2 separate regions of the Homo sapiens genome follow, and region 2 is linked to region 1. Evidence: chromatin loops called from intact Hi-C (ENCODE). Cell type or tissue: MCF 10A. All regions are shown on one strand.

Region 1 (5,000 bases):
TCCAGAACCTTACTCTATTTTCTGTATAAACACACAAAATAATTTTTGTGCTGACTTTATATACTTTGAATTACCCAAGAATACAACTACTAAGTAAACTGAGGTAAGATGAAACTTTATTTGTAACTTTACCATTTTGCAAAATGCGTCACTGATGGCAGCATTGCCTATTAAATTGAGTCACCTACTCAGGAGGCCTATTTTTGTAGCTATTACATTCATGCTGATTGCATGTGTGTTTGCATGTGCACCCACATGCACACATACACATGCATATAGGCTTGTTTTTTCTTTTAAAATGTCAAATATGAAGCATTCATTCATGTTCAGCATTCATGCTGTTTTTCTATGCATACAGCTTTATTTAGTCCTTATTTCAAATTGTAAAATATGTACAAAAGCTTATGGAATGGTGTCTTCTCATAACTCCAAACTTACTCATTAAAAATATGTGCAAATATCTATCTCATTGTGTTTCCTATTGTAGTCATACCTACATAATTACATATTGAAATACATGATATTTTACTATGAATCACTTTTATTTTCCCTTTATATTATAGCTAGGACATTATATCGATGTCATAAAAAATTTATATCAGGGTAGAAAAGGAGATATTACAAAATGCTTAACTAAAAAGAGTGCATGGATCTAAAAGGGGAGAACAACTGGCATTTTGTGTCAATTTTGCAATAGCAAAATTTTGTTACATTGGCTCTTCTGAAATAAATGTTTTTAATAAATACTTTACAAATTCCTTTGATATGTTCTTTTATGTTTTAGCTGCAGTGGTGTGATAATCATCCTTTCTAAATGGTGGAAGAGGAAAAGGGAGTCTTAGTGAGTGGATTAAAGGCACTCTCAGCTGGCGACACCTTGCAAGGGGCTTCTGCCATTTGAAAAGTAGTGTCCTGTTTTTAATCAGGTAGTGAGCTGGGCACTGAGACACCTGGCGTTAGTGCTGATACAGCGGGGCCATGTGCCTAACTCTGGGCACATTCATGGGTTTTCTGAGCCTCGGGTTCTACATATGTAATATGAAAGAAATACATGCAATTATTTGCTGGTTTTCACATTTATTCTGATAACTATATCCCTAGAAGAATACCATGACCTACAGGTGCATTTAAAATTATTGTATTAACTAGAAATAATTGTACGACAGAAATTTGACCATATAATATAAATGTTACAAAAATAAGAATATTTGTTCAGAAAAAGGCAACCTTCCAAACTAAGAATGGGTAGGTCATTTTTCCTACTAATATCATTTAAGGATTGTTCACTTTTTCTGACATCCACTGGTGTTTGCTGGCAAATAAGCAAAGATGAAATGGTTAGAAAAAATATTGGGAAAAAAAGCTTAACATTGAGAAATTTTAATTAACTTAGTTTGTTCTCTGAAAGTTGAGAAAATACCATATTCTGGTAGTAGAATATAGAAAGAGAATTGAAAGCCTAGTTGATTTTTAAGATAGTTTCTGCTATTAGAAGGATTTTATGTTTTGTTTTCCAGGTCTTCCTAAGACAACACTGATTCTCACAGAACCAGGACACTTTTTTCCCCCTGGCCATGTTAGGATTGTTCAGTTTAGCAAAGAAAAAGGGTGCTCAGTGAAATCTGAATTTCAGATAAACAATGAATAGTTTTTTGTTTTGTTTTTAGTATAATCATGTCCCAAATAGTGCATAAAACAATTTGATTTCTGAAACAGCTCAGATTAACCAGTCCACTACTAATGTTTGTAGGTTTTTCTCGTGTGAGGTCAAAAAATATCGTGAGATCCCTCCCTTGAAGCAGCTTATTGGGGCCACAGTTGCTCTGAGGGAGTTAATTAAAACAACTGTTGAGTAATAACAAAGTGCTTTGGCTTAAATGGAAATAGTTCTTGAATTTGGCCAAGGAAGTCTGGTAAGGCTACTAATCCTGAACATTAAACTGTCAAAAATGTGCTCACAGTGCACTTGGGAGTCTGCACTGTAAACGGGAAGAATGACTCCCAGTTCCCCTGACTGGTCTCTCTCTCTCTCTCTCTCTCTCTCTCTCTCTCTCTCTCTCTCTCTCACACACACACACACACACACACACACACACACACACACACACACACTCGGGACCGGCCTGAGGTGGTGACAGGTGGTTTTTGTGTGGTTTTAGCCATGTGATTCGCGTTTGTGTGGCTTCTCACAGAGGGCGACCCCGCCGCGATCCTGTGGTTGTAGTTGCAGCTCCTAGTAAAATAGTGCCGCTTGGCGTCCGTGATCCCTGCAGCTGGGAGAGGGTAATGGGAGGACGGGAGTGACGGGGACAGACAGAGGCCGGGGGTGACAGGAAAGGAGCGATTTCGTGTTAGTTTTGGCCTCGGAGTGTAAAAACATCTGGGAAATAAAATGAGCCACGCTGACTGGAAATGTGAACGTTCGCCAAGATTATGTGAGGAAGGTGCAGCGAGGAGCTGGAGCAGACACTTTCCTGCCTGGCGCCGCCAGCTCGGAGATTTAAACAAGCAGCACCGGGGAAACCGTGCTGTTACACAGGGGGAAACTAGCTTATTTATAAGTGTTTTTATTCAGTTTGATTTTCCCCAGTTCCTCTTCTGTGGTACCAAGTTGGTTGCTTAGGAAAGTGGGTGGAGTTACCGTGTGATCTGAGGGGCTCAGAAATCAAAGTCTCAAGTCTTGAGATGTCAGAAATGTCCGGCTAGAGCCTAGGACAAGGTGTTTGGAGGATCAGATGGCACAAAAGAGGAAACAATAGGAGCAGGACTCAGGGAGCCTGAAGATTTAATAACAGAAGGAAGACGTATTCCTCGTCGGGTGGGGAATAACACCAGAGGCCTGAAGGAAAAGAAAAAGAAAAGATGTTGGATAAACACAGCCTCCCTGCGCTGTCAGCTGCTAATGATCCTGGGATGCGAGGTGGGGGCGCTGTGAGGTCAACTGCGTCCCTCTGGCAGGAAATAGAAGACGGGGCTGATGCAGCTGTGCTCCTCTGTTTCTGGTGTGGACCCTCCTTCCAGGCTGTCCTCGGGGCCTATCCTGTCCCCCGTCTCTGGGCTCTCTTCCTGTGGGATCTCCCCAACTTTCAGACAGCTGATCATGACCATTTGACTTAGCGCCCTCTTCCTACCCCTTCTCTTGTGCTCATCTCAGTTCTACTGCATCAGCCTTCAAACTTTTTGGACTGAATGTACCTATTAATAAAAGTTTTGAGTACTCATCTCCAGTATATGTTTATTTCCTTATAAACCACGTGCAAGAATTTTGTATACAGGTGTATAAATGTGAATGTATACATGAAATAAAAATGAATATAGAAGATAAAATATGAATTTAAAATATATAAGATAAAAATATTTAAAAAATAATAAAATGGAAGAGGTAAAAAACTTATTTAAGTGAATTTATGTTTTCTTCCTACAAGTCTGTCCATCAATTCCCTTGGAGAAAACTCAGAGTGTTCTGCCACTTTTTGGAGACCTCTGGGTGGAGCTGATTCCTGGCCACGCTTTGGGCTGAATCTGATCTCATAGTCATTTTCCTCACCGACCTCGGTTTCCTCCTAATTAGCTCCATCTTACTGACGCTCGGGACCTGGAGATACCGTAGCTTTAGGTCTCCAGTACCCAAGGTCAGGCTTACTTGAGATTCTTTAGCTAAGTCTTTCTGTCTTTCCCCCAGTACCGGAAGTCAAAGATAAATATCTGAATAATCTCAGACTGCCTCTGGTTGCTTCTCCAAAAAGGAGGAATTCTGTCAAATGCCAGCTCATTCAAGAGCAGATTTAGGAGTAGGAATGCCTCTAAGTAATAATGTGGTGGCACCCCCAGAGGCAGGAAATCCATGGCAACTGAGAAAGGCTGGGTCTCTGGGAAACCTGAGGCTACTGAAAATTTGGAGCAAGTTAGGAAATTCTATTGCTAATGAGTCATGGGCTCCAATTAAATGTATATGCAATTAAATCTATGTATAAGTCAAAACAAATTATGAAATGTTTCATCAATATTTGAGAGAAGATTAGAAATGAATCCTTGTAATTGATTGAAAATACTGTTCAAATTAGTATCAGATTTCTGAAAAAATTTTTATGGTTAGTTCCCTCATCTATTAATTTGCAAATAGCATCAGTTATATCAGGTCCCTCCCGGTCTTCAGTAGTATAACTAAATGATACTGATTTAGGCAGAGAAAATAGCCATGTGTTAGGCAGTTGAACAGCTGCTAAAGAGGACAGTATGTTACAGGGGTGAACCTTTTGCCATACCCACATGAGCTCATCTGGGAGCTGTAGCCGCGGCATCACCTTCTTAGCAGCTGTCAAGGAAGGCAAGTACTTCCACTGTTGAATGGCTGTGTTCCCCAATGGCATGACTGCCAACACAGGTTCAGATCATTCTAAACTCCCTTTTCTCTGTCCACTCTTGATTTTCCTTATAACCTGCAGTATCCCATTTAGGAAAGAGGTGAGCAAGGTCTCATTTTCAGTCTTTCCTTTCACTTCTCTATCACGAATACCTAAATCAACTTTTACATATTCATGTAAGAAAAGGCCTATCCCCCATCTTGGTGGGTATTAATGTTTTAGTACTTTAAAAGCATAGTTTTATGCATGAGATGGGGAAGTTGTAGTTGGATAGCAGTCCAGTGACAGTTAGTGATAAATTTGTGTTTTGAGTAGAGAAACAAGTGTACAATGATGTCAGGAATGCTTCTTGAATTACGGCCTAATTTTTGGCAGTTATCATATGTCCCTTGGCCAAAAAAAAAAAAAAAAAAAAAAAAGAAAGCTGTATGGAGATATTTTTTGTCTTCACTTTATATTATACTCTCTGGGAATTTTCTGCTTTGCTTCCTTTAATGTTAGAAACTCAACCTAGGAGGATAATTTATAGTGTTAAGCATTTTGTGTTTTGATTGGGTTTAAAGAAATGCTAGATTTAAGCTCTGAGTTAGTACTTTGTTTTAAATCTTGAAAAAGTAGATTAGTAACTGAGCTAGT
Region 2 (5,000 bases), 48 kb before region 1:
TCGTCATGCATTCAAATTATAATTCAACCTACAAATATCTATTTTCATTCCATTTTTTCCAGAAACATGTAAATATATTAAGTATTATACTTGGACATAATATACCTCTTTGTTCTTGGTAAAATTACAAACATTGTTTAAACTTTTGACATTTCTGCAAATTCCTTACAAGAATTGGCTAATGCTTCTTTTGAATATTTTCATTATTTTAGCAATTTTAATTGATAGGCTTCCATGTTTAAATTATTACAGTGGCTATAGAGTATGTATTTAGAGTTAAAGCCACTTAAAATATAGTGTAAAACAGTAAATTATTGAGATATACCTTATTTTGCTAATAGGAAATATAACCTGGTATCATTTCATGCCTGGCAATCCTTGCTCACTTGTAAAAGACTGAAGTTAAATATGCAACTTAGTAGTAGGAACTCTATCCAAAGTATAGGACAACTTGACAGCCATCAGGTGTATTGTATATTAAGCTTATAAATTATTTTCTATTCTATACCAATATACTCCATAAACATATAAATGGATTTTATAGCCTTGCACACATTTTGATTTTTTCTATTTAAAAAATGTATACCAGATTAGTTGGAATGATCTCTGGATGTAATTGGAACTATCTCTTCCTGTGGATTTTCTTCAAATTATTCTTTAATCAGGAATCTTGTGTAAACTTCATAGATGCTGCACTAAATACTGTACCAGATGCTGAGAAAGTTTTTGTGTATAATACTTAATACCTGTGAATATGGGAAAGAGAGCTCTCTTGGAACCTTGTTGACCAAGTATTACTTATATGCCAGTAAAGGAAGCTAAAATAGAAAAGGAATTAGAGTAAAATCTAGTTAAACCTTAAGCTTCCTTTTGTATAAGAAGTATAAATACACTACCTATATTTCTTGAACTAAAACAAAAAGTCTTGTCTCTGTTTCTTAAAACCTAGCTTTAAGAATAATTGTCTCATTTGATTAATAAAAATATTGAATATAAACAGTCTGGTTTTTTAAGTTGGCAAAAAATAGTTCAGCTTTTAGAGCTATCATTCTAATCTACCTAAGATGAAATGCACTTAGCATTCGAATAGATCAGTTTTCCCATAGGTCTTACATGTCTTGCTGGGTATGCCAAGAATGCAAGGTCCTGACCACTCTTTACCTGGATTATTTATCAGGGTTGCATTTTCAGCAAGCGGTCTCGAGGGATGAGGTAATGTCTCCATTCAGGATGAAGAGCTGGCTTCGTTACCGCTTGCTATAAAGTGATGGGTTCTTTAGGCTCAGTGTTCCTACTCTATCTGTGTGCAGGCATCATCTGGCCATCTATTTTGCCCTTAAAACTTAGACTTGGGTAATTGATATGAATATGCTGATATGCGGCTACCACCTTTGCTATGAGTAATGAAGGCTTTCATCTCTGATCCAGGAGTCTTCTGTCTTCTCTCAGCCTCTAAACTGGGTAATTGTAAGAATCACCTTGTTTCTCTCAGCCCAGGGATCACAATTTTGTCTTGCTTGTTCTCTGATGTCTGAGAGGAGCTAGTTCCTATATTTTGTCCAGTTTTCTAGTTGTTTATGACAAAAGGGTAAGTCCAGTCCCAATTACACCAGCATGCTGGGAAGTAGAAATTTGAAACTTAATTAATTTAAATTAATTAATTATTTTTGGGCGGTTATCTGTTAAAATTTATCATCTTTTCCTTATCAACAGCAACAAAAAATATACAGCTTTTAAAGCCTCTGTCTGACAATGCAGCTTTAATATCTGAAGCTTTATGGATCTGTTGTTTCTAGTGTATTTTTCTTTTTGTCTTTTTTCTTTGTATTCCTGGTTACCTTTGATTGTATGTGGATATTGTGTTTGAAAAGCTGTTTGCAAAAATACTTTGAGGCCCAGCATGATGAGGCATCCAGGCTCTAAGATAGCCCCCAACGACATCAATCCTTGTGTATTGTCCTTTATTGAGGGTGAACTGGACTTAGTAACTCACTTCTGACTAATAGAAAATGGTAGAAGTAATGGTATGTCACTTTTTTTTTTTTTGAGATGGGGTCTTGCTCTGTCACCCAGGCTGGAGTGTAGTGGCGTGATCTCAGCTCACTGCAGCCTCCGCCTCATAGGTTCAAACAATTCTCCTACCTCAGCCTCCCAGGTAGCTGGGATTACAGGGGTGCGCCACCATGCCTGGCTAATTTTTGCATTTTTAGTAGAGACAGGGTTTCACGATGTTGTCCAGGCTGGTCTTGAGCTCCCGACCTCAGGTGACCCACCCGCCTTGGTCTCCCAAACTGCTAGGATTACAGACGTGAGCCACTGCACTTGGCCAGTATGTCACTTTTGAGATTGTGGCTTCCATATTGGACTCCCTCTTGTGCTCTTGGATCCCTCTGGGAGAAGCACATTGAGAGCAGCCCTATGGTGAACCCACACAGTGAGGAACTGAAGCTCCTGCCAACAGTCAGATGAGTCAACTTGGAGGTGGCTCCTTCAGACCCAGTCAAGGCTTACATGATTGCGGCTCGATCTGGCACCTTGATTGCAGCCTGTTGGAAGTCCTGAAGCAAAACCACCAAGCTAAGCTACTCGTAGATTCCTGACTCAAAACTGTGAGATGATAAATATATCTTGTTTTAAGCCACTAAATTTGGAATAATGTTGTATGCAGCAACTGATAACTAATGCAGATGATGATCTCTTTTTAACAGTATTTAAACCTTCTGCCAGTTGCCTGGGGGTGCTAACACTTTAGGAAACCTGGGGAGACTAGGAGGTAGAAAGATCTCTTTTCCAGTCTCAAATATTGCAATAATTCAAAGCTGAGTTGCAAGGGCGGAAGTTGTGGTTCAGCTTTACTCCTCAGGAACAGCCTTTAGGGATCACAGCCAAAAGTGAGGGAGTCCAGCAGGGCTTTCCCCAACCCTTTGTAGGCCCTGAAGACCAACCTCTGTGGCCTGGGCACCAAGAGGATATTGCAAATCCTGTTCAGCCTCAGTCTCTAGTTCTCCCTGCTGGAACCCATGTAAGTTCCCATGGAAAGAAGTTGCTTCAAATTTGTATTTACCTAGACTCCTTTCCCAGTAAATCTTTACTATACGTGAGAGATCTGTGTGCCTTTAATGGGTTGTTTCTTTAAATATTTTGTCCAATTTTTCTAGTCATCCTCTGAGAGGATTTAATCACTTAGTTTCTTAGTTTTCTGTTCTATATTAATATATTCCATAAACATATAAATGGACTTTATATCCTTGCACACATTTTGATTTTTTTCTATTTAAAAAATGTATACCAGGTTAGTTAGAATGATCTCTGGTTGTAATTGGAGCTATCTCTTGCTGTGAATTTTCCTCAAATTATTCTTTAATCAGGAATCTTGTGTAATCAAAAGTAGGAATCAAACTCCACATTCATTTCTCTCAGAGAAGTTAAAAAGCAATGAGGGAAAAGTTTTTTTCCTGCAAATACTACTTAAGTCGCAAAGCATTTTTGGTGATATGTTTCAGTATGGCTGTTTATTGAATTCTATAGGAATTCAGTGTCCCCTCTATCTAACATGCTGGAGGGTGCTTTTTTGGTGACCAGTCTAATTTTGCCTGCTCACACATTTTACATGGTGACATTGCCGTTTTCCAACAATACATGGGCATTAAGGTGTTAATTCTGACGTTCAATCATTTTCCAACTCGTACTTTGGACGGATAGACTTGTATTTTGATGTTACTTGGGTAATAGGGAACTAAATATCATATTCTATCTCTTTGAATATTTGCTATTCTCTGCAAAGTCACTATTGATGGTTTTTATTTTTACACATGTTTTTTAGTAAAGAAGTAAATAAGCTTGTTCTGAGTTAAGCATAAAATCCAAATCACATGGAATCTATATGAAGTCTCTATGCTGATGTATATAGAGCCCTGACTTTTAAAAATTTGTTGTATTGTATCAACTTTAGTTTGGGGAGAGAGACAGAAGGAGGGAGAGAGAGACAGAGAGAGAGAGAGAGAGAGAGAGAGAGAGAGAGAAAAGAGAGAATAGCTTACAGGATTTTTAGTTTACCTAATGACCTCTGCCTGTACTATTTGTACTAAGACTTAAGGGATACATTTCTATTAGCATTTTAATAGCTCAGTACTGTTCTCCAAAAGATTCTGATTCTCCTTCAAGAAATCAATGAAAAGAGGCTTCGTTAAAGAGTTTTGAAATTGTTAGCGTACAGTTTTTATTACATGCTCCTACTTAGTTTTGTTAAAAATATGTCAGGCTTGGTATGAATTAGTTTCATGACAATAAAGTGTTCATTCTCTAGTCATGCAATTTATGTCCCGGAAAAATGCTATGATAGGGAAATTAATAGTTGGGGATCTTAAGGCCTTATATTGGGGGAAAAAAGCCTATATAATTTTTTAAAGAAGTAGATTTATGTATATTGATTTAGAAAATGTGCTGATATATTCTGAATGAAAAAAGCAGTTGTATAGTATGCTGCCATTGGTGTAGAACAAAAACAAAACCCTCCAAATTCCTGTGTGTGTGTGTGTGTATATATATATACACACACTTATATATATACACATAAGTATGTATATACTTATGTATATACATAAGTATGTACATATGTATACACCTACTTATAAATGTAAACAAAATGTTTAGAAGGATACAGAGGAAATTGAGGAATGGGGTTGAGGATTTGGTATGGGGAAGAGTCTTACTTTTTCATGGTTCATCTTTGAGGTTTTGGCTTTTTCTCATTTCATGTCATTTTCCCAATTAACTAGCTAGTTACTTTAAACATTGAGCATATACATATTAGTTGTGCAATCTTACATTAGTTGTAGAGAACTGTATACAATTATTTCATTTTATCATCTTGTTTTAGGATCTCTCGTTCATAGTCTTTTTACTACATATTGGGTTTATACATTTATGTCTTTAGCTATGGATAGTATAAATTTTAAATCTATTAGATAATGTTTTCCCCTCTATCCCAGTGTTTAATG

Evidence for each region. A loop is a pair of places that touch in the nucleus more often than their neighbours do. Peaks named below come from ENCODE experiments on the same cell type or tissue, not always from the same donor. Only the 100,000 strongest peaks of a DNase experiment are listed, where the experiment ranks them.
Region 2: it touches region 1 in a loop (2.2-fold over the local background); 5 of 110 quality-filtered maps call a loop at or near these places.

Annotation. Positions count from the first base shown.
Region 1 is chr4:154,414,271-154,419,270 of GRCh38, reverse strand. The region is part of intron 1 of DCHS2 (dachsous cadherin-related 2); the gene reads left to right. Among named protein-coding and RNA genes, the nearest start is that of DCHS2, 75 kb to the left of the region's middle. RefSeq lists enhancers at 2,069-2,570, 2,858-3,077. In MCF 10A, no CTCF peak of the experiment used is centred here; a DNase peak (open chromatin) is centred at 2,360.
Region 2 is chr4:154,462,715-154,467,714 of GRCh38, reverse strand. The region is part of intron 1 of DCHS2 (dachsous cadherin-related 2); the gene reads left to right. Among named protein-coding and RNA genes, the nearest start is that of DCHS2, 27 kb to the left of the region's middle. In MCF 10A, no CTCF peak of the experiment used is centred here; DNase peaks (open chromatin) are centred at 2,484 and 2,874.